Regions from separate parts of the Mus musculus genome. Here all the other regions are linked to region 3. The links are chromatin loops, found by intact Hi-C in ENCODE. Cell type or tissue: heart. All regions are shown on one strand.

Region 1 (8,000 bases), 67 kb after region 3:
AGAATTGGGAATTGAACCTGGATTCTCTGATAGGCCCACAGCAAGTACTCTTAATCGCAATCTCTTAAGCTCCTGATTTTTCCTTTTTTAACATTAAAGGAATAACTGTCTTGTTATGCACGTAGTAATGCCAGCACCTGTCATTATCTGTGACCTCCTGTTGCTTCTTTGGTGTGTTAGTTGACTAGGGGTGCCATTCTACTGCCAGGTTCTAACAACAGAAAGTTAATCTTCACACATCTTGAGAGTGACTGTCTGAGATCAGAGAGACAGAAGAGTTAGGTTGCCAAGGGATCTCATGTTTCTGGTCTGTAGAGAACTGCCTGCCTGCTATGTCTGGCCATGGCTTTTTCTGGAGTCTCTATTTATGGAGTCACTTGGTAATCCTCTTGGATTATGGTCCCACCCCATGAGCTCATTTAATATTAATTACATCCTTTAAGTCACTGTCCCCAAGTTCGTTATGCTGGGATTGGTGACTCTATCTGTGAATTCTGAGGGAACATAAAGCATTCAGTCTACAGCTCTTGGGCAAGGCAGTCTTGTGAAAATGGTTTTTCAACCCTCGTGTGACATTTAAGAATGAACTTTGTGGGGGCTGGAGAGATGGCTCAGTGGTTAAGAACACTGCTTTTCCGAAGGAACTGAGTTCAAATCCTAGCAACCACATGGTGGCTCACAACCATATGTAATGAGATCTGATGCCCTCCTCTGGTGTGTCTGAAGACAGCTACAGTGTATTTACATATAATAATAAATAAATCTTTAAAAAAAGAACACAGTAAAAACAAACAAAAAAAGAATGCACTTTGAGGCATGGTGGAGAAATGGCTCAGTGATTAAGAGCACTGACTGCAGGGCTGGTGAGATGGCTCAGCAAGTAAGGGCACTAACTGCTCTCCCGAAGGGTCCTGAGTTCAAATCCCAGCAATCACATTGTGGCTCACAACCACCCATAATGAGATCTGATGCCCTCTTCTGGTGTGTCTGAAGTCAGCTACAGTGAACTTATGTATAATAATAAATAAATCTTTAAAAAAAAAAAAAAAAGCACTGGCTGCTCTTCTAGAGGACCCAGGTTCATTTCCTATCACCCTCATGGAGGCTAACAACTGTCTGTAACTCCAGTTCCAGAAGAGCCTAACACCTTCTGGCCTTTGTGAGCTCCAGCCATGCACATGGTATATAGACACACATGCAGATAAGACACCCATACACATAAAATTAAAAAACAAAAAACAAAAAACAATTGGGTTGGCTTAAGCTGGCCTTTGTGTTGGCTTAAGCTGGCCTTCATTTTACTGCAACCCCCCTGTTTCAGGTCTTAAACACTGAGACTAAAGGAATGGATTTACTGTGTGCAGTCACCCCATCACTTTTGACTTCGTTGTCCTTGAGTTATGTAAAGGATTTCCATGAGATCTAGTGTTTCCTTCTCTCAGAACACTAATTGCCTAAAATTAAAAGTAAAACTTGTGATTTAAAAAAATAATTAAGTAATATGAGTTTGTGTTGCAAATCTAACCAAGGGCAGATAATAATGACTTCTACCAACGCCATCACCATTTTATTCAAGGACAAAGCTTCACAGGTGCTGGGTTCAGGATGGCATTTCACCTTCTTGAAGCTCAGGTAGCCTTTCAGTGTCCTAGATTTATTGGAAAGTTGTTCTTCCACTACATGGTCACCTTGAACCCATCTGGTCCCATACTGTTACTTAGATCTATGGTTACTAAAAATAAAATACAACAAAACCTAGATTTAAACTCTTAAAATCATTTTATTAGTATGAATGATTTGCCTACATATATGTGAACTACGATCGTGCCTGATGCCTCCACAAGCCAAGTGTTAAATCCCTTGGAAGTAGAGTTACAGACAGTTGTTTGTAGGTGAGTTGTCACGTACGTGCTAGGAGTAAAACCAGGTCTTCTGGAACAACAGCCAAGTGCTCTTAACTGCTGAGCCATCTCTCCAACTCCCTAAAACCAGCTCTTGTCCCCATGGCAAGAACAGTTTTTGAATTTTTACTTTTTACTCTGGGCTTCTATCACCCAGATACTAAGCCTACATTCCTCTCTGTCCTGTCAGCTTTTTGGTGGGATGTGTTTTTAACGATTTCAACCAGCATTTATTTCTAGATGTTCTCAGCAGAAGGTGAGGTTAAACAATCTGCATGCTTTCTTCAGTTGCTTTTATTCCTTTAAGCTTTCAAGCTTTCATTCATTCGCTCATTTTAGCACATTCTTATTGAATGTCCACTTTCTGTTGTGCTATTCGCTGGGAAACATCAGGGAACATGGTGGTCAACTGTGTCCCACTTGATTGGACACAGGTATTTGGGGTCTTGGGGTTTTATTGCTGTGAAGAGACACTATGACCGAGGCAACTCTTACATATTATTACATTATTATTTAGTTGTGGCTGGCTTGCAGTTTCAGAGGTTTAGTCCTTTATCATGATAGTGGGAAGCATGGCAGCATGTAGGCAGACAAGGTGTTGGAGAAGCTCAGAGTAGTACATCTTGATCCAAAGGCTGCCAGGAGGAGACTGAAATCCCACACTGGGTGGGGCTTGTGCATAGAGACCTCACACACAGTGACACACCTCCTCCAACAAGGCCACATCTCCTAATAGTGTCACTGCCCAAGCATTTAAACACATGAGTCTATGGGGGCCAAACCTACTCAAGCCACCACAATTGGTTAAGCATTTTTCTGTTAGGGGCTATCATCTATCATCCCAGGACTTGGTAGGCTGAGGCAGGATTTCCCTGACTCTGAGGCTAGCCTGGGCTATATAGTGAAACCTTATCTCAATTTTAATCTTCCCTATTGCATCCCAGTCCATAATCAAAACACAAAAAAATTATGTATGTTTGTATCCTGTTAATATTTAAGCCAATGGGTCTGGAGTAGGCACATTTCCCTCCACAGTGTAGGCCAGCTAGAGGTCTCAACAGAACAAATCAACCATCCACGAGAAGGAATTTTGTGGGAGGAGGACCGTGACTCAGACAACATCTCTTTATCTCCAGCCTGCCAGCAGATCCTACTGATTCCAGATTTGCAGTTTCTTAAGTCTCTTTATACATGCATCCTGCTGGGTTTTTTCCTCTGAGCAAGACAGATTTTTAACCTGTGTTGGAACTGAACACAGTTCTGGCTGAGACACAAGCTAATCTGTTAATCTCATATAATACAAAACTCCTGTATTGGAAGCAGCATGCCCCTCCAGTTTAGGACTTACACACTTAAACAGTCTGAGTCCTGCACTGCAGATCATTGTCACAGACCTGGAAGCTCGGACAGACTGAGAGGACAGCTGAGCTGAGTGCTGGAGGGTGAGCATCCAGGGTATAAGTTATAACTTTGCTCCTGCAGGGGAACGTTTCTCCAGCAAAAATGTTGTAGCTCTGCTCCAGTGGGGGAAAATTTCCTCAAGACAAGTGTTACAGCTCTGCTCCACAAAATCACACTGCACAACAAACCTCATACGAGATATTTATTGGGAGGGAAAACCCAGGAGGGTGGCTGCCTCTGCTTGGATGAGAAGCAGCAGGGAGCAGAGCAGAACACAGGCTTTGTGAGGGGTTTCTTGGGGTGAAGGTGGGGAGCTTTCCAGATTGTCCTGGAGATTGGTGAAATTTTTGTGGCCTAAACTTGGGGCAAGTTTAGAGATTGGCGTGATTTCATGTTCAGGGATTGGTGTTTCTGTTTCTTGGCCCTGGATTTGGCTTGGAGTCAAGTCAGGGTCAAGGTGTTTTTCCCTTTGTCTCTGGTCCTTTTACTCTACGTTTGGGACAGGGAGGGCTGGAGAGGGTCTTTATAACCATTACAGCTAGCAGAATAAGGATAGACAGGCAGAGGCAAGAAGTCAGTTCTGGGTTTTGTTTTGTTTTGTTTTGTTTGTTTGTTTTTGAGACAGGGTTTCTCTGTGTAGCCCTGGTGTCCTGGAACTCACTCTGTAGACCAGGCTGGCTTTGAACTCAGAAATCCACCTGCCTCTGTCTCCCAAGTGCTGGGATTAAAGGCAAGTGTCACCACTGCCCGGTAGTGGCAGTTCTGTTTAATAAGACTAGGTGACTGGCGTTGGTTCAAACTTCAAGTCTGACCCAGTGTAGTTTATTTAGGCATATTTTAGTCGCAGCACAATTTAGTGAAAAATTTCCTGGTGATCAACTCAATCTTGTGTGCAAAATAAAACTTAAGGTGTGAGTATGTTGAAACTCTTTGTGACGTACATGTGACATTGTGAAAGCCAAAGTTATGTTTTAAGTTTTAATTACTATGCCTAAGCGATCCATGAAAAAAAAAAATGCATCTGACCTGTAAGCTCCTTGCCCAAGGACAGATACTTCTTGAAATGCTAAAGGCTATTATTTATGGAAAATAACAAGTCACGAGTTTTCACTTCTTTAAACAAGTTTATTTGGCCCATCTATACCAGATCTGCTTGCTCACACGTGGAAGGGAGGTATATGAGTAGGAAATACGTCAGAATGTATGCTTGCCACTGATTGGACCTGACTGGAAATGCGCTGAATTGTGTTTTTTGCTTTTTTAAGCCCCTGCAAAATCTGACTGGGGCCATTTCCCTGGGAACCTGGGCAAGGATCTGACCAAAGTACATCCACGTGGGCAGTACTTAAAGTATTAAAGCTTACATGAAATTTAATTTAATTTATGTGGTCTTATTCTTGACCAGTGGGATCAACATCTTAAAGATCGGTTCTGTAGATTGACAAACTCATGAGAAGGGTTTGGGAGAGGATCCCGTGTGGTCCAGCACACAGATTAGTACAAAGGTCCTGGGCAACTACATCTGCTCACAGGCTATGCATCCTTTCCTTCGAAGGAACAACTCTGCGTTACATTCCTGGTTCTACTAGTGCTTAACTTGTAGGCACAAGGACCTCCATACCTCCCACAGGAGGGCAGGCCTCCTGGCCAGGGAAATGGTCTCGCGGCCAGCACATCCCTGAGAAAGGATGCGTCATCCTCTGCAAAACCCTAAGGGCTCAGCTTCACCTCGCTGGCGGTTTCAGACAGAACCCGGAGCGGAGGGAGCAACCTCCGTCCTTCTACACAGCTGTCTGGGAATTGTTTTAAACAGGTTTGAATTGAGAGAGTTCAGCACACCAGAGCGGGGAGGCTGGGCGCTCCACCCACTTACCACCCGGCTCCTGCGCTCCAGCAGCCAGAGAAAACTTGGCAGCGGTCTCTCTGCCTCTCAACCAATCCTAACCAGTCAGGCCACGCCCCTCCCAAAGGTTTCCCCGCCCCTTCCTTCTTGTCACCCAATCCCGTCACTGGTCTGTGTCTACCCCGCCCCGCCCCTGTACCCGCTTCTGCTCCAGGCCTGAACTGGGTCGGCTGGGGAACTGCTCTCATGGAGACCCTGCTTAAGCGGGAGCTGGGCTGCAGCTCGGTCAAAGCTACGGGTCACTCGGGAGGCGGGTGCATTAGCCAGGGCCAGAGTTATGACACGGACAAAGGACGAGTGTTTGTGAAAGTGAACTCCAAGGCAGAGGTAGGGCCACCGGCGCTGGGTGAGGGTCGGGCTCGTTGACCCGAGGCTAAAATGGGGCGGTGGTTTGGGTCCGGGGTGTGTGAGATCCTGAGCTGACCCGGGTTGGGTAGCGCTAGAGACTCAGTCTTCAGCGACAGTCTCTGCCCGCTGTCCACAGCCCGGCGATTTCCCTTTGGCCTCCGGCTTCCCTGCCCTTGCCCGCTGTGCCCGCTAAGGCAACGGTGGCTATGCAGGTGCAGCGCGTGGTATTCAGAGATTGCTATGCCCGCTTCTTTGAGAAAGCCTTCACGTCTGGCTGGTTAGTTTTGAGAAACGCCAGAGTACTCGTGTTTATCTGGAGCTTATTTCAAAACTCAGATCAAAGATCTTAAAGGATCAAAATAACACACTCATCCCACCACGTTCTGTTTGAGAGTGAACTTTTTCTGAAGCGCCCAATGGAAGATAGGGTGAGAGCCCCAAGGCTTCAGTTGTGTTCCTGGTTGCTGCTGTCCCTTTGTCATTTTAAGCTGTTCACTCCAGGTTTTGTTTGGAAGGGACGTGGATGGCTTCTGTAGAACTTGGCAAAGTTTTTTTAAAGACGAAACTGAAGGTGTTTATCTTCTTGTTAAGCCCTACACACCCTCCACGTTAGAGTTGGTTTCTGTCACTAAGGCTGACTTCCAAACTCAACCCTTTTGTTTCTGTCTCTTGGAGTGCTGGGATTGCAGGTTCTAGCCACGAGCCTAGCTTTTTGCATTTGTGGTCATTTTTCTTTCAAGAAAGGAACCTGCCTCTCCCATGTGTGTTAACCTTTGGAATACCCTTATTTTCTCAGGACTTGCCTCAACCCCTGTCTTCAGCCATCAGTTTGCCCTCAGCCACAGTCTTCGTGGTCTCCTGCATGTTCTACAGCTGGGCCTCTCTGTTCTGGTTTTGCTTGTTTTTATATAGTAGCCTTTCTCTACAGCCCTCAGTATTTCCACTTTGATTTGTTTTTTCTTTGTGATGACAGGTTGAACCCAGAGCCATGCACATCCTAAGCAAGTATGATACATACCACTGAGCTGCATCTTCAAACTAGTGGTGTGTGTGTGTGTGTTTTCTGTTGTTTGGAGTTGAGTTCAGGCTCTTTTCTCTCTTTTTCTTTTTCTTGTCTTTTTTCTTTTTGGTTATTGTTTAATTTCTTGAAACAGGATCTCACTACGTAGCCCAGAATGGCCTTGAACTGACAGAGATGTGCCTACTTCCTTCGAGTTTACATTCTCTCTCGCAGGAAGTGGGGTTTGCTTGTTTTGAGGCAGTTTCCATCTGTATGTAGCCCAGGCTAGTCTGGAACTTACTATGGAATCCTCAGCCTCTCAAGTGGTAGGATTCCATATGTTAGCCAGCATGAACTGCCGAGTTCTTTTTTAAAAGATTTATTTATTTATTCAGTTTTAAAGACAATACGTATGTGTGTATATGTGGTGTAGGATGTGTGTGTGGTGCCCGTGGAGACCAGAGACATCAGAGCCTCCTGAAGTGGGAATCACAGGTGGTTATGACCTACCTGATGTGGGGGGTAGGAATTGAACTCGGAACCTCTGCAAGAGCAGTATGCACTTTTAACCACTAAACCATATCCAGCCCCACTGCTGGGTTATCTCCCATTCAAAGTCTATTTTCAATTTTTCAGTCTTCCTTTTCCATTTGGCCTTTTTTCTTGCTTGCGCTGGGATACATAGCATGAATTGTGCTGGAATACTGTCCATAAGATGAACATCTGCCAATTGTAATTATAACTTTGTGTTAGAAACATGACTCTTCCTTGCTCTACTTTCTCTGAGGTAAGAGAGACTCTAAGACTACCCGACTTCTCTTTTATGTGCTTTCTTATGCCTCGCTAGAATCTACCTGGTTGACTTTTCTTATTAGACTTTTTAAACTTATGTAATTGATTTTATCTCATTTTTAAGTTGTTTCCAGATTTTTTTTCTCACAATGGTCCAACTGAAGCTTAATTTTCCCATAGGTCTATTTATGAGTAGCTACTTTCTTAGCTGGAATCTTCCAACCACATAAACAGTAAACTACTACTGTGAAGGAGCAGTTCTTCTTGATGGCTACACAGTTCCTTTTAAAACATTTCTTTTTCTCGTGCTGCCATTAATGTAGTCTCTTTCACCAGCACCTTGGGCAAAAGTCCAGCTTCTCCTTCATATTCTAAAGAGATTGCTGTGAAAGTTCTGTCAGGACATAGTTCCTATCTTCCTTCTCAGAAACTTTGGTTTTCTTAGTGAGTAGTTGCAACATTTGTAGCATGTTTAGAATGGGCTGTTAGCTGCTACCTCAGAAATGTAGGTTCTCCCATTCTATAGGTGAGCAAACTGAAGCAAAGAAAGCTTAAGTAACTTGCCTGAGGTCACAGTGGTAGCAACTAGGAGTGTACCTAGAATTGCCCTGGCAGAGCTATTCAGTAGGAAGGGTGATTACATTTTGGTATGTTC
Region 2 (8,000 bases), 98 kb after region 3:
TTCGTCTTCTTATAGGGCTTCTAGTCCTGACTATTTTGACCTCACATTTATGCCATTTAACCCTAATTTCTTCCTAAGGCATTATGTCCAGACTGACCTTGAATTCAAATCCTCCACCCCTGCCTCAGCCTCCCAAATGCTGAAAGCCTTATTTCTGAAAACAGTCACCTTCAACACATAAATTTTAGGATGAAGACATAATTAAGACCTTATCAGGCTGTAAGTGAAGCTTCATCTATTTCTCTGTACAGTTCCAGCAGTCTTATTTTTGTGTATTTGAAGCTCTGTTGCAGAGTTATAAGAATTTATAACAGAGTTATAAGAGTATCACAGAGGATGGTGTCCCATACCTGTAATCCTTGCATCTTGAGTCAGAGGCAGGAGTTCAAAGTCAGGCTGGGATACAAGCTAAAACTCTAAACAACAATAACAACAATGTATCCCCTCCCACCAGGACTAGCAGATTCTGTTTATTACTTGATCATATTTCCAGTATGAAACAATTTCCTTTGTATTGATGGTAGTCTTTGCTCTGCTGTAAGTGTTGTCTGGCATAAATTTCTGCTCATTTTTCTTTTTATATTTGTCCTTTGACTATTGTGAGCAGATGTATACATTCTCTATCCTTTTAGTGTATTTCTGTTTTTGTGTATAACTGATTTATGTGAACATAACTTACTTTTTAAAAAGGTTTAAAAATTTTATGTGTATGAGTGTTTATTTGCATGTGTGTGTGTGTGTGTGTGTGTGTGTGTGTGTGTGTGATGTGCATGCAGTGCTCACAAAGGCCAGAAAAGGGCATTGGAGCCCCAGGAACTAAAGTTACCAATGATTGTGAGCTACTGTGTTTGTGCTAGGACCTATACCAGATCTTTTTCAAGAGCAGCAGGTACTCTTAATTGGTGAGCCATCTCTCCAGCCTATAGCTGGGTCTTGCTTTGTTGTTCCAATCTGTTTATCTCTGTCTTTGACTCTCTGTCTGTCTCTGTCCCCCACCCCTTGTGTGTGTGTATGTGTGTATTGAACTTGGGACTCATACAGACTAGGCAAGCACTCCACCCCTGAGGTAGTTCTAGCCCAATCTCTGTCATTTAACTATAGCATTTGTTTCTGACCCTTTGCCCTTTGTGTTTATTGGGTTTGGGTTTGGTTCTGCCACCTTAATATTTGTTATTTGTTTTACTTTTTTTTTTTTTGGTCCCTTTAATCACTTGTAGTGGTTTGAATAAGGATGGCTGCTGCAGGCTCAGTATTTGAATGCTTAGTCACTGTGCTTAGGGAATGAATTGTTTGAAAAGATTAGGAGTTTGAAGTTTCAAAAGCCCATGCCAGGTTCAGTCTGCCTCTCTCTCTCTCTCTCTCTCTCTCTCTCTCTCTCTCTCTCTCTCTCTCTTGCCCTGTGGATCAGGATGTAGCTCTCAGCTTCCTCTCCAGCACCGCATCCCACCAGGTTCCCCACCGCAAACATGAAGGACAAAAGTTCTGACTGTGTAAGCAAGCCCCCTATTAAATGCTTTGGTCATGGTGTCTCTTCTTTTGGGTAAACTGCTTCATGATTCCACTTGTATTTTCAGTTGGTTCACTACAGTTTGCTGTGTTCTTGGTGGTCACTAAAGCTGTCCTGGGGCCACGAATGTCGTGGCCTCTCCTCTTGTTGCTCAGGTGAATGAATGGCAGGAGGACTGGCCGACCTTCTTCACTCGACACCGGCTCCAAGCTCAGTTGGATCTCATTGAAAAGGACTATGCTGACCGAGAGACACAAGAGCTGTGGTCAAGGCTACAGGTGAGCACAACGTTTATTTCTCTGGGAAGAGGCTGTCCCTTAGGAGCCCATAATATGCATGTGGGGGCCTCTTAGGACTGAGTCAGAATAGGAAAAAATGATGGTAGAGAGGGCTGGTCAAGTTGTGGGTATTTCAGCCACCACCTTCTTATCCTGTAGGTGGAGGGGGGAGGATGGGACAGATCCCTGCTTGAGGTCTTCAATCATTTCACTTGTCCACTCTTTTTTGTTTTGTTTTGTTTTGCTTTTCAAGACAGGGTTTCTCTGTATAGCCCTGGCTGTCCTGGAACTCACTCTGTAGACCAGGCTGGCCTCGAATTCAGAAATCTGCCTGCCTCAGCCTCCCAAGTGCTGGGATTAAAGGCGTGTGCCACCACTGCCTGACTCTCACTTGTCCACTCTTGTCCTCATTTTTTGTCCCTCTGCCAAAGACCCCAGTGTGTCACCCTTAATGAAGGTGTGTGTTCTTGCATCACTTGTTTCAAAACAGAACTCCAAAATATTAGAAACACAATTCATCTATCAGTCTAGGGTAGTGTTTCTCAACCTGTGTGTTGTGGTCCCTTGGTGGTGGGGAGGTCAAGAGACCCCTTCACAGGAGACAAATATCAGATCTTCTGCATATCAGATATTTACATTACAATTCATAACAGTACCAAAATTACAGTTATGAAGCAGCAGCAAAATAATTTTATGGTTGGAGACCACCAGAGCATGAGGAGCTGTATTGAAGGGTCAAAGCATTAGCAAGGTTGGAGACCCTGGTCTAGGGTGAACATGCATCAAAGATTTGTTATTTAATAGAAGAGATGCAGGTACATATGTGTAATAACATAAAAATACCATTTAGAGGGTAGGTACCAAACTACATATTCTACAGCATAAAGCCCAAACAACTCTGAGGTTTTCTCTAAAGCTTTTGGACTCATTTGGTAGTGGCCAGAGTGCTAGACAACGTTACAGTCAGGAGTCAGGTGGGCTTCTTCCCTGGGCCTGGTAGATTATTCGGTTGGCCTCTGGATGCCTCCATGGCTCTCTGCTTTATTTCCAAGCACTGGATAATGGGCCCCTGGGTCTTCGAGTCCCATGTAATAATTTCTCTTCTAGGTGAAGATCCCGGATCTGTTTGCGGGTATAGAGATTGTCCCTGCCCTGCTCCATGGAGACCTCTGGTCTGGAAATGTGGCTGAGGATGACCAGGGACCCGTAATTTATGATCCAGCCTCCTTCTATGGCCATTCTGAGTTTGAACTGGCCATTGCATCGATGTTTGGGGGGTTCCCCAGATCCTTCTTCACTGCCTACCATCGGAAGATCCCAAAGGCTCCAGGGTTCGACAAGCGCCTGCTGCTGTACCAGCTCTTTAACTACCTAAACCACTGGAACCACTTTGGACGGGAGTACAGAAGCCCGTCCCTGGGGGTGATGAGGAAGCTGCTCAGGTAGCAGAGGGCTGGACCTAATAAAATGTCAAACTAGATCCCTAACTGGGCTACTTTTGAGTCGGCCTACAACGCATTCATCCAGAGGCTGAGGTTATGGCAGCGCAGCAGTTTCCAGGGAGCTCCGTATGTAGCTCAGGCTGACACCACAGCAGCACTGTTGCGGGCAAGCTCCCACCTCAGCGGCTGAAGCCCCAGGTACCGCAGGCGAATAGGGAAGGAAGCCACCATGCTAGCCCGTTTGGCTCCGGTCCTTCAGTTACAATCACTGCCAGACACTCTCTAGCACCTCACTGTTTTCTATTTTTTTAGATTTTATTTTGCGTACTCATGTGCTGAAATATGTGTGTATAGGTCAGAGTACAACTTGTGGTTCTCTTCTTCTTCCACTATGTGAGGACCAAACTTGTTACCCCACAACATATCTGAGAAGACTGCTAGGATCTATATTTAAGCCAATAGAAAGTCTTTATTAGCAGGCCAGTGACTACCCTGGGTATTCTGGATCCCAGCAAAACAGTGATCCTTCTCATGAACTTTTAACCACACACACACACACACACACACACACACACACACACACAAATATGTTCTAGGTTGACATACTTCAGTTATCAACAATAGTGAGCGAGAAGTAGAACTAGAGAAGCCAAAAAGCAAAGTTAGCACATTCAGAAACTTTTCAGGACCTACGGACTTTGAAGGATCAAGTCTTTGTTTTTTAGTTTGCCCCGTGGGTGCTGTCGAATGAGTTTTACAGCCTGAATGGCACTTTAATCATGGAGTAGGATGTGCTAAGGTTTGGGGGCCTACTGTTACACATTCAACTCCCGAGGCTTAGTGAAGGAGACTTTGCACACTAAACTATCTAACCACTCCAGTCTTCTACTTCCCAGTGAGGTCTGTTCTGGTGAATGCAGGGCCAGCAGCGTATAGCTCACGTCTTTTCTCAGGACTGCTTTGGGTGGTCATGATGGTGCTGTTTGAGGTCACGGCAAAAGCCTTCATCCTGGAGCAATACCCCATTGTCTCCTACACCCTTAAAGCACCCCCCCGCGCCCCACTCCTGCAGGTGCTCAGACATCATTGCCCCATTCTTGCCCCCACACTCAAAACCCATTCCTCCCCTGCGTTCATACACCACCCGTCCTATTCTGGCTCTTTCTACTAGTTCAGCTTTCCTGCGCTGTCCACACTAGCTCAAAACCTTCCATGTTCCTGCCCCCAATTTCAAACCCAGTTATTTCCTTAACCTTACACACACTCAAGCTCCAGAAGGCTTCCAACACTAGAGTTCATTCCCTGTAAAGATCGTACCGGCCCACTGCTCCGGCCACACCCTCCTTAGCCCCACCTCTTTTGGGCTCCACCCACTCCCTGTTGAGGCTGTAGACATTGGAGGCTTAGTTTTTCTGGTGCTTCCCTTCACTCACGCAAGCATCATTTTGCGCGCTGAGCCGACTTCGCGTGAGCTGTTTTGTTGGCTTGCGCGCCCCGTAGTTGGGGGTCGAAGGTCTCAGGGCGGGGCTGGCAGTTCTCGTGCTGTATCTCTTTTCTTCCCGGTTGCCGGTAGGGTTCTTACGGAAGCTGCTGGCAGGATGGTACTGAGCAATGAGCCGGCTGCGAGCGCCGCCGAGGAGGAGGTGGAGGATGATGCGCTTGTTCGCGCCTCCGCCCTGGAAGCGTTCGGCGAGAGTGCGGAGACCCGCGCGCTGCTCCGCAGCTTGCCGGCGGTGCACAGAGAGCGCGCGTCCCGGGAGGTGGCGGAGGAGCGGTTCCGCGGTGCGGGCGGGGCCCCGAGTCTCTATCTTGAGGTCCTTGCATCTGGGAGGAAGGGACCTGGGGAGCCATACCTCCTGCCTTCCCTGCCATGTCCAGGAACTGAGCAAAGCATGCTTGAGACCTCTCTGTGGATAGGGAGGGAACCAGCAGAATTGTTGGATGAACCTGCCTCCTACGAGAGCGCTCATGGCAAGCAAAGAGGAGCGGTCTGGCACGGCGCTCCTATGGGGCTGCGCTATGAGGCCAGGATTCTGCAAACTCAGAGCTCCACGTTTATCTGGGATCTCCGTTCCAGGCAGAGCAGGAGAGTGGACAGTGCCATTAGATTCCTTTGGTGGTTCTAAATCCCCCAAGTTTAGGTAGGCCTTTACAGTCGTTTGTAATGGATACTGTCCGTCATAGTTTTTGTCAACCTTACACAAACCTAGACATACCTCGGAAGAAATCTCAAGTGAGTAATTGCCACCACCAGATTGGCTTGTGGGCATGTCTTTGCGATATTTCTTTAATTACTAATTGATAAAGGACGGCCCAGCCCACCGTGAGATGTACCATCCCTGGCCTGTGGCTCTGAGCTGTATAAGAAAGACAGCTGAACTTGAGCCTAGGAGCAAGCACGCAAGACTCCTCCGTAGTTTCTGCTTCTATTTGCTTTGATTCATCCCTACACTTTTCTCAGTGATGGGCTGTGAAAGCCAAATAAACCCTTTCTTCCTCAAGTTGATTTTTGGCCAGTTTCATCACAGCAACAGAAAACAAAGACAATGTCCAAATGAGCCCTTTGATAATTAGAGTTTTGTACTTGAACAAAATCATCTTTGTGTATTCCTTAGCTAAAAACATTCTCTCCATAATGTCTTTTTTTTTTTTTTTTTTTTTTTGGATGGGGCTCTAGTTTTTGGGTAAGACAGAGTGGTGGGCTTTGTCTGAAGTGGCAGGTGAGAACTGCAGAGGCAGAGAAACCATTGGATTGGGTAGAAACATTAATTTGCTGGTAGGGGTTGGAAAGCAGGTGACCAGGGTTGGGGAGGTTGTACAGTTATTGGTTTGAACATTGTTGGAAATGAAAGGCATCGTGCTAGGCAGGGGAGGGCTCAAGAAGTGAAGAGGGTCTGACTAGCAGGGGAAGGTGGAGTTGTAGAGAGTTGGAGCACCAGCATATGTGTGAGAAGAGATCGGAGGGCAAGATGTGCAGAGCAAAAGAAGAGCAGGAGGTGTGGTCACACTGGTCCTCAAGAGCCTGACAGATGTTGGGCAGCTGTGAGCATCTGTCAGCAAGAAGCCAGGTGTGTCCCTGGGCGTTACAAGGACTAGGAAGACCCTAGCTGTTCCATTAGAGTTACTGAGAGACGTGAATTTCCAAGGCTCACCTGATTTGATTTTCATGTTATTTTCCTTTTAGTAATTATGGACAAATACCAGGAGCAGCCCCACCTCCTGGATCCACACCTTGGTAAGCATAGATTTTGGTGGTTCAATATCAGATGATCGGGAAGGCTTATGTGTATAGCTGGCACCTGTGTGCTATCAGCAGAAGGTGTCAGATGAAATGTCCCTAGAGCTCTGTCTTTTTTTTTTTTTTTTTTTGTCTGCTGGATGGTTTTATAGACCTGTGATAATGAATAGCTTCGAGTTCAGATACCGATCTTGATTGTGTGCAGGTGTGTCTAAGCTACTTTCTGCTTGTTCCTATTGAAAGAACACATCTTTTCTTATATGTGTTTTAGTCAGTTATGTGTGAATAGCTGTTATCTTCCTGGTAATTGTTTTGCAGGGTCATATGCTTTATAAAGGTCCCATTTTACCTGCACAGCAGTTGATGAGGTCATCTGTCATCTCCATTATGTAGAGAGACACTAAGGTTGTTATCAGGACATTAGTACAAGAGTGTTGTGCAGGACTATCCTCCAAGCTGAACAGCTACCATCTGTGGAGCTCAGCTGTGTGCCCTGATTATCCCAGTTGGACTTGTTGACTATTTACATTCCATCACATGGAGGCAAGAAGGATCACAGACCCTCACCTGAGTACCCACGGCTCTCTACTACCTGTTGTATGCAACTGTGCCCTAATTGCAGGTGGCCTTGGGAACAGCCTAGATTCTTGGTTTCAATCTGTAGGTTGTAACCCCCATAGGGGTCACATGAGATATCCTGCATATCAGATATTTATGTTATGATTTATAATAGTAGTAAAATCAGAGTTATGAAGTGGCCACGAAATAATTTTATGGGGGAGGCATAACCACAACTTGAGGAATTGCATTAAGGGTCACAGCATTAGGAAGATTGAGCCTCCCTACCCCCCACTCCTCCGTGTGTGTGTGTGTGTGTGTGTGTGTGTGTATGTATATGTGTATATATATCAGACAAGATTAGGGGGGGGGAGAATCCCATCTATGTTAGTGTCATTTTTATAAGTGTGTTGACATTTTTCTCTTAACCCAGCTGGCTCTCAAACTGAGACAGAACTATTTTATTTATTTACCAGCTTTAAGGCACAGCAACTGAGCAGTATTAATCTATTTTTAATCTTCTTAGCTAATCCTAGGGTGCTTACATTTACCTCTAGGAAGAAATTTTAGCAGCAGAGAGTGACTTTTGTTTGCTTTTCATTGCTGTTGTTATATTTGAACCTATTTCATATTAATTACATTTTTGTTTGGCTTTTCTCTTTTTTGTTTTGAGAAAGAGTCTTGCAATGTAGCCCTGGCTGACCTTGAATTTATGGAAGTTCTCCAGCCTCAACCTCCCGAGTGCTGGGATTACAGGCGTGAACCACAACTCCTGGCTTGTTTTTTTCTTTTTGAGGTAGGGTCTTGCTAGGTAGCCCAGGCTGGCTTCAAGTACTCTTGGTAATTTTTTTAGTCTTGTTCTGAGCTTTTTTTTTTTCCCCTTTTTTTCTTCTTTCTTTTTTTTCCTTTTTTTTTTCTGGGAGGACCCAACTGTTTTAATCATTGTTGTAACCTCACAGTCTCTGTGTAAGCTCTGT
Region 3 (8,000 bases):
CCAGGAGATGACCACCATTCCCTTACCTTGTTTCTCTTTTTCTTTGAGTGGATCGGTATTATAGACTCGGAATCCATTTTCCATTCCACATGCAAAACACCCTAAAGCAAGAAATATGAAAGAACATGTCAATCCCCACACTGCTGCCAGCAAAAGGGATCCAGGGAAGCTCCTATCACAGGTTCTGCTTAAACACTGCACATATTACCTACTTCACACTAATGACAGACTCTCACCAGACTCCCCTTTTCGGCTTGAGAATTGTGTCAAGTATAATGGGTCCTGAAGAGGCAGTGACAAAGTTCATGTATAGAGGCTCACAATAAACGCACAGTCCTGGTCATTGTGGACACAGCTTAGTTAGGGACATGCAGTATTCTGGGAGAAAGCACAGGGGTCATGGGCTCTAAACTGTGGAAGGAGACACAAGGCTGCTCTTCCCCACCTCCAGAGTGATCTCCTGGAAGGCAGTCATGAAGTCCCTCCCGTGACTTCACTCTGGGTTAAAGGATGGAAAGGTCGTCCATCTGAGGCTCCCTTCTGCCGCTCTGCTCTACATCTATGCCCAGATTGTATACATTCTCACTCTCCCAAACGGGAAAAACACATCCAACTCATCCCACGAATTGCTCAGATTCCTCAAACTTCTGTCCTGGTCACAAGCAGTGACTGACTTAGACATCCCAGTCACTGTCCCCAATCACATACTCAGACTGTCAAGGTCCAAAAATCACCCAGCTTTCAAGATGATATGGTGGTTTTTATAATCATAGAGACATAAACCTACATTAATTACTTCAAATACAATGCCCAACTTCTGTTCATAACAAGCTTTGGCTAAGAGTAGAAAAACCAAATCCTGCATTTTTCGTTTTGTTTCAGTTCAATGTTTACAAAGTTTGGTTCCTTACAGCAGCTGTATAATGGGTTTAAAGGAACACAAAGGCTCTGCTCCATCTCTTCAACTCTACAGCCAGATTTTTGTATTTCCAGTCACTTATAAAACAACAGTTAGAGATCCAAAGACTTTGACAGTTAGTTGTGAACTGGAGACTAATTTTTAAATCAACTCTTGTGCTCTAAAACGTAATTTATCCAGCCCAGAATCTGAAACTCTCAAGTGCTAGGTAATCAAATTGTGCTAGCTTATAATATCCTCTTTATGTTACTGGGTCATATAGCCCAGGAAGATGAAAAAGGAAATAGAAGAAAGGAGGAAAAAGTGAGAACAGAAGAGAATGTGGACATCTAGATGTCCAGTAATTTACAGAACCAAGAAAACAGACACACACAACAGCACAGTAAGTCCTACTGCACAGCAGTCAAAATCATAGAAACATAAAGCGCACTGGGGTGTGGACCTGAGAACTCCTCAGTGGGAGGCAAAAAGGAAGGAATACAACAAGCACCTCAGAAACTGAACACACGCTCACCAAACACATGGTCTAGTAAGTGCTGCAGGGACCACTATAGTCATGGGAGAAGAGGGGAACCCCACAAATGGTAAAACAGCTAATTGTGACACATCCTGACAAAGAAACACTATACATTGGTGAAAACGATTTACCACCAAACTAACCAATCCAAAAAACCAAACCTAAACAAAAATCCTCATTGAAAATACTAAAACAAAACCCAAAAATGAGTCTGGAGAGATACCTCAAAAGTAAAGTAATTTCAACAATTTAAAATTACATAGGCAAAAAAAATGTTTTAATGTGTCTGTGTGTCTGTCTGTATATACATCATGTGCATGCAGTGCCTGGAGCAGCTGGACGAGGGCATCAGATCCCCTGGAAACGGAGTTTCAGAGGGTTGTAAACTACCTGACACAGGTGCTGGGAACCAAAACCCCATTCTCTGAAAGAGCAGCAAGTGCTCTGAACAACTAAGTCCTCTCTCCAGTCCTTGCAAAGGTACTTAACAGTGATTTCTGAGGCTAGAGAGGTATCAATAGTAAGAGTGCTTCTGGGCAGGCTTGAGAAACTCAGCTCATATCCCCTGCACCGACATTAAAACCAATACAGTCCCATGTACCTAAAACCCCATCATTGAGGGCAGAGATAAGGGCATTCCAGAAGCCTCAGAAACTCACTAGCCAGATTGATTAACTGAAAGAGCAAGTTTCAGGTACAGTGAGAGACCCTGTCTCAAGAGGTCAAGTGGTACAGGAAGACACCCACTGCCCACCTCTGGCCTTAACATGATTGTGCTTGCATATGTACCTATACATACATTATCATATATAAGGACACGCGCGCACACACACAAAGTGATTTCTAAACTCAATTTTTAATAGGTGTTTTAACACCAATGGCAGCCAGTCAGTGGTGGCACATGCCTTTAATCCTAGCACTTGGAAGGCAGAGGCAGGAGGATCTTTGTGAGTTTGAGGAAATCCTGGTCTACAGATTGAGTTCTAGGACAGCCAGAGCTACAGAGAAACCCTGTCTCAAAAAACAAAAACAATCAAATCTAGAAATCAGTATATACAAAACCAAATTGTGACTGACTCAACTGTTTGATGCGAGTTCATACTATAAGGCTTAACTGCAGCCAGAAACTGCATTAAAGTCTGTCTCGTTGAAACAGGGCTTCATGTAGTCCACGATGACCTTGAACTCTGGATCCTCTTGCCTCCACTTCCCCAAGGCTGAGATTACAGGACTATATCACCACTCCAGTTAAGGGAAGTACTGGAGCCCAAACCTATATGACCTCATGAAAGCTCCATAAACTGGGCTACATTCCTGTGAATGTCTGAGTTAGAATGGCCCCAATCAGCTCATGGTTTTGAATACCTGTTGCCTAGTTGAAGAAACTATTTAGGAAAGATTAAGAGATACGGTCTTGATAGAAAAGGTGTGTCGCTTGGAGCATGCTTTGAGGCTCCAAAAAGTTCACACCATTCCCAGTCTCAGTCTCTGTTTCTTGCTTGTGGAACAGGTGTAAGCTCTCGGCCACTGCTGCAGTGACATGCCTGCTTCCCCGTTGACATCACGGTCATGGACCCTAACCCTCTGAAACTCTAAGTTCACAATGAACTCCTGTATAAGTTGACTTGGGTCATGGTGTCTCATCACACAGAAAAGTAACTTAGACAATTTGCTAGCTCAAGAGCTATTTTCTTTTTCTCTGTCTGTCTGTCTGTCTGTCTCTCTTTCTTTTTGGAAACAGGATTTCTCTATGTAGCTCTGGCTGTCTTGGAACTTATTCTGTAGACATGGCTAGCTTCAAACTCAAAAGAGATCTGCTTGCTTCTGCCTCCCCACATGCTAGGACTAAAGGTATGTGCCACCACACCTGGATAAAAGCTAATCTCTCTCTCTCTCCTCTCTCTCCCTCTGGTTTTACAAGACAGAGTTTCTCTGTGTAGCCCTAACTGTCCTGGAACTCATATGATGTCCATGAGCCTCTCAGCCCCCACGTGCTGATGCTACATGCGCTTGCTCCTTCACAGTTCCACAATGGGACCAACCCTAACACTGCAACCAGGCCTGGAATCCCGTACTGCTCAAGGCCACCACACTGGAGTCTAACTGCTCTCTTCCCAGAACTGTCTGTGCTTCCACAGGACAATAATACTTTTGCCTATCTCTGTCCGATCTAAAGGAAGGCTTTCCACACTTGTAATGGGCTATGCACATTCTCTCCCTCTTACCTTGGTTTACCTTGGAAATGTTATAGCTTATAGCTATCCTACAGGTTCTGATTATAGTGAACGCATCCCTCAAACTTCTTCAAATGCCTAGCACATGGACTCTAAGAGAATATATGCAAATGGGATGCACAATAGCACTACCTACTTAAAGCACTACCTAACTATAGTCTGTAATAGTAAGATCCCCACCTCAAAAATAAAAACAGCCAGGTGGTGAACATTTTTAAGGAGGTTTAGGGAGTTCCAGGACAGCCAGAGATACACAGTGCCAATTGTCTCAAAAATAAAAATAAACATAAAAATCAAAAAAACTCATCTTCTTAGCCAGGGGCAATAGAGTGAGCATGCAATCCCACTTGCTCCAGGGACTGTGAAGGGAAGATTCCTGGAGCACAGCTTAAGATAAGCTTGAACAGGAGAGCAAGATCCAGTCCCAACAATAACAAAAATCAAGTTAAGTTCACTTTCCAAGACAGTAAGTCATACATTTGCTACAGCACCTCGAAATTTTACATACGGAAAGCTAAGATGTTATAACTCTTAGAAGCCCAGAGTATCAGCCTTTACCCTTTTCCCTTGAGGAGATTTAGAAAAGGGAAGTTAGCTGACATAGTGGCACACTCCTTTAATCTCAGCACCCCGGGAGGCAGAGACAGGGTCAACAGAGTGAGTTCCAGGACAGTGAGGGTTACGCAGAAAAAGCGTCTCGGGGATATAATCCCCACTAAGAGGGGTTCCCGCCCATTATCTTGGAAGCAAGAATACCTTCTCCAAGACCCCAAACTCAAGAGGCAAGAGGCAGTCACGGGAACGCAAATCATGTAAGTCCTTTCATCCTACAGAACAGAAGAAAATACCAGAGGGGAGGGAGAGGCGTACAGCTAAGACATCAAGGCGAAGAACCTACACTCCACGAAGGTGCCAGCCGCAAGAACCACGACAAACTGCCGCCCCGCGACGGGCAGGTCCCGCTACGCCACCCGCTGGCAACGTAAGCGCTGGAGACCCTGACGCCCAGCAGTAAGCCTGCGGGTTCTTAGGTACCCGGTAAAAAAGTGGCACTGCCCGCCGACCCGGGCGGCGGCAGCGCGCGGAGGGGTGGGGTGGGGTGGGTGTTTCTCCCCGCTATGGGTGCCCGGGCTGGAAAGGACCGCGGGGGGGGGGGGTCCTCCCTACAGAGCGGTTCGGAGATTTCCTGAAAGAGCCGCCAGAGTCTGAGCTCTCAGGGCGCGACCGAGTCTCCGGTTAGGGTCCGGGGGACGCTCGCGACAGCTCCGGGGCCCTGCGGTCGCGGTAGCGTTGGGTCGGGGTCTCCCGGAAGGGCTGGGGTGTTACCACGGAGCTGGGCCCGGGGTCTCACCGTGGTCCTGGTTGAAGCCGGCGTACAGCAGCCCGTTGCCGTGAGGGTTACACGGCAGGAGGTTCATGGCGCCGTCGTAGGGACTGTGGCTCCTCAGCACCGCATACCGCTCGCAACCAGGCGATCTCTCCGGTCGCGCGGCGCTAGGGCCGCCGCGGCCGGAAGCCAGGGTCCTGGGGACTTGCGTCGTGCGTGTGTCGTCAGTGCTGCGTCATCAGTGCGCGCGGATCTGTGGGCGCGCGTGCGCGCAACCAGCAAGCGCCGAGGGACAGACGCGTCCACTGCAGGGAAGTAGGTGGCGGGAAGTAGGTGGCGAGGGCTCGCCGGGCGCGTCCATAAGGGGCGGGGCAGGACGCAGCCGAGGGGAAGCTGCGGAGAGAGCTGGGTGCCCCGCACTCACACAAGCAGGGCAGGACTGATGGGACCAAGGACAGGGCAGAGAAGAGACTGCGCCAACGCTCCTGCCCACAACACAGTCTCCTGAAACCCTCACCGCGTTCCCACGATACACATCGTGTTCGACCAGAAGCAGCCTTCGTGTAATGGTACCTGCATTTTCCCCGAGAGACAAACACAGACAGACTATCCCCTATTTCTTCCCGAGCTTTCCCAACCATCTGACACGTCCTCTCACAGACACAAATTTCCAAAGAGACATAATAGGACATAACCTCACAGAAAAGATCCCCAGACCTCGCGACTGTTGTTTGGGGTGCTCTGTTTACAGGGGTCTGGGATGGCTCTGGAAGCTGGTGCTTTCTCCTCTCTACTACAATTCATTCTCTGGTTCCCTCTCTCCTCACTGGCTTCTCCCCTTACCTGTTTACCATCCTTTCCCCCAAATGAAGACTTGTAGCGTCTTAGGATTCAAGAAGCTTAAGCAGAAGGACCCTAGTCCCACACAGCCCACCATTCATCCCATCAGCACTGAAGAGGGGAGGGGAAACCACTTCAGGGACTGTCCTTTCATCTCTCTAGTTATGAACCTAAGAAAGGGCAGCTGAGGCATGAATGTTCAAGCCCTAAACGGTCTCACCATCTGTGAGAACATTTGCACAACAATAAGGTGGCTGTGAAGGTCCTGGCAGGATGTCTTGATAGTTGGCCACTGTCAAGGAGGCCTTGTTCCTTCGGGTTTCACTGGCTTACACACTCACCTGCCTCTCTGGATATCTATTCACCTCATCTCCACAGGGCTGGATGACCCCAGCTTCAGGCCTTCAGTGGCTCAGATGGCTACACTCCTGCTTCTCTAAGGACATTGTTATTATGTATCTGGAGACTCAAAAAATGTTAAGACATTGTAAATCACTAATAAAAACTTAGGGTATCCAAGCTTTATCTTATTTCAGTTTTCCTGTTGTTTAATCTCTCATAGGGTCTAGCTTCCTAAGCAGCAGGACCAGAAGAGAGACCTATACTTGAGCCTTTATAACGCCAGAATGTTGTGGTGGCTTTGTTTTGGTTTTTGGTTTTTGTTTTTTTGTTGGCAAGGAGTGACAAGGGCTTCATCTCTAGGGAAATGTCTGGCCACAGCTCTAACAAACCTCTGACACTTACCAGGAGCCACATGAGAGCGTGTTTCTTTCAGTACTTCCACTTTATCTTGTTGAGACAAGGTCTCATTCTCTAACCCTGGAACTCACGATGTAGCTCCAAGTTGGTCAAAGTATCACAGTAATATTGCTTCAAGCTCCCAAGAACCGGGATACTAGGCATTCGTCATGACATACAGCACTACGTGTTTTCTCTGCATTTCTTCTCTGGGAAGAAATCCTTTCCAAAGATGACATAGGACAAAACTAAGCTTTGGGGTAAACATCATGAAACAGGCAAGGAGACAAGTGCAGAAGAGAGCTGTGCTGTACCTGGATCTAGAAAGAGATACCACGACTCTGTCAAGAGAGGAGCAAGTATCCACTTTATTGAGAAACATAGTCCTTAAATAACTGTTTTTACTTCTCCTTTACTGAAATACCTCTCTCCTTGCTAATCTGTTGAAACAATGCTGGCTTTGTTCAACATAATTGGAGATATCTTTGGCATTTTCTTCCCATAGTTTCAGAACTTGTAGGATACTTTGTACAAAATATGTAGGTTTACAGAAAAATATGAATATAGATTACTTATTAATCTCAAAATGTAGTAAACAACATAGCAAAAACTTTATCAAATCCATGTCCTACCCAAATGGGACAGACCTGTTGTACACAACCTGTGAAACTGCAGCATTTTTTATAAGTTGGGGCTTTGACATTAAAATGTTTACAAAAGGCCCCTCTTGTAGTATCAGTAATGCTAGATTATCTGATTATCATTGCTTCTGAAATTTCCTTGAACATGTATTCACTACACACATTTTATCAGCCATATAAAAGCAGTTACAGAAAAAGTTGCACAACAATCATGATAAAAAGTCACATCCATAATTTCATATTATCAAGAGTAGAGAAGAATACTAATTTTTTTCCCTTTGCACACACAAGTCTAGAACAAGAGCTTCATGCACATCCACACAAAAGTGTCAGTCACAGCGCACTGGGCATTCCTACCACGGCAGTGGCATTCCAAAGGAAGCAGCATCGTTACCGTTAATAAATGCAGAACATGTTCCTCGAGTCTGGAAAGGTCTCTGTCTTCAGACTCTCCCAGAGAGCCAGCTCACTTTTTAATTTTGAGGTGGAGTCTCAAAATTGCCCACGCTGGCCTTGAACTCACTCTGTAGCTTAGATGGGCCTTGAGCTTGTGATCCTCCTGCCTCAGCCTCTTGAGTAGCTGAGATTACAGGCCACTGCCACCAATTCCAGCCTCTAAGAAATTTTGCAGCTGTTCCTGGCACAGTTCCTGGGCGGGCTCTGGGGTGGGCGGATGGTCCTGACTTTCCGGAAGCTGTTCCTCTTGTGGCTGGAGTTGGCAGTGAGGGAGTAGGAGCGGCCATGCATCATCCTGGTGTTCAGGCCACTGGCCATCGAGAAAGAC

What was found. Peaks named below come from ENCODE experiments on the same cell type or tissue, not always from the same donor. Only the 100,000 strongest peaks of a DNase experiment are listed, where the experiment ranks them.
Region 1: a loop joins it to region 3, with 4 times the contacts of the local background. A loop is called at or near these places in 9 of 42 quality-filtered maps.
Region 2: it touches region 3 in a loop (2.5-fold over the local background); 4 of 42 quality-filtered maps call a loop at or near these places.

Annotation. Positions count from the first base shown.
Region 1 is chr11:121,416,072-121,424,071 of GRCm38, forward strand. It overlaps Fn3krp (fructosamine 3 kinase related protein), which reads left to right and starts at 5,302. Exons shown (of 6, transcript NM_181420.3): 1 at 5,302-5,532. The coding sequence starts at 5,392. In heart, a CTCF peak has its summit at 4,919; a DNase peak (open chromatin) is centred at 5,270; H3K4me3 peaks cover 1,872 bases; H3K27ac peaks cover 1,328 bases.
Region 2 is chr11:121,447,220-121,455,219 of GRCm38, forward strand. It overlaps Fn3k (fructosamine 3 kinase), which reads left to right. Exons shown (of 6, transcript NM_022014.4): 5 at 1,663-1,785; 6 at 2,893-3,271. The coding sequence ends at 3,231. It overlaps Tbcd (tubulin-specific chaperone d), which reads left to right and starts at 4,772. Exons shown (of 39, transcript NM_029878.4): 1 at 4,772-5,009; 2 at 6,412-6,462. The coding sequence starts at 4,826. In heart, a CTCF peak has its summit at 4,809; a DNase peak (open chromatin) is centred at 4,742; H3K4me3 peaks cover 1,889 bases; H3K27ac peaks cover 1,176 bases; H3K27me3 peaks cover 260 bases.
Region 3 is chr11:121,349,206-121,357,205 of GRCm38, forward strand. Wdr45b (WD repeat domain 45B) reads right to left here and starts at 5,242. Exons shown (of 10, transcript NM_025793.3): 1 at 5,022-5,242; 2 at 27-101. The coding sequence starts at 5,088. Rab40b (Rab40B, member RAS oncogene family) reads right to left here. Exons shown (of 6, transcript NM_139147.3): 6 at 6,916-8,000. The coding sequence ends at 7,832. In heart, a CTCF peak has its summit at 4,648 (motif pointing left); a DNase peak (open chromatin) is centred at 5,266; H3K4me3 peaks cover 2,593 bases; H3K27ac peaks cover 2,116 bases.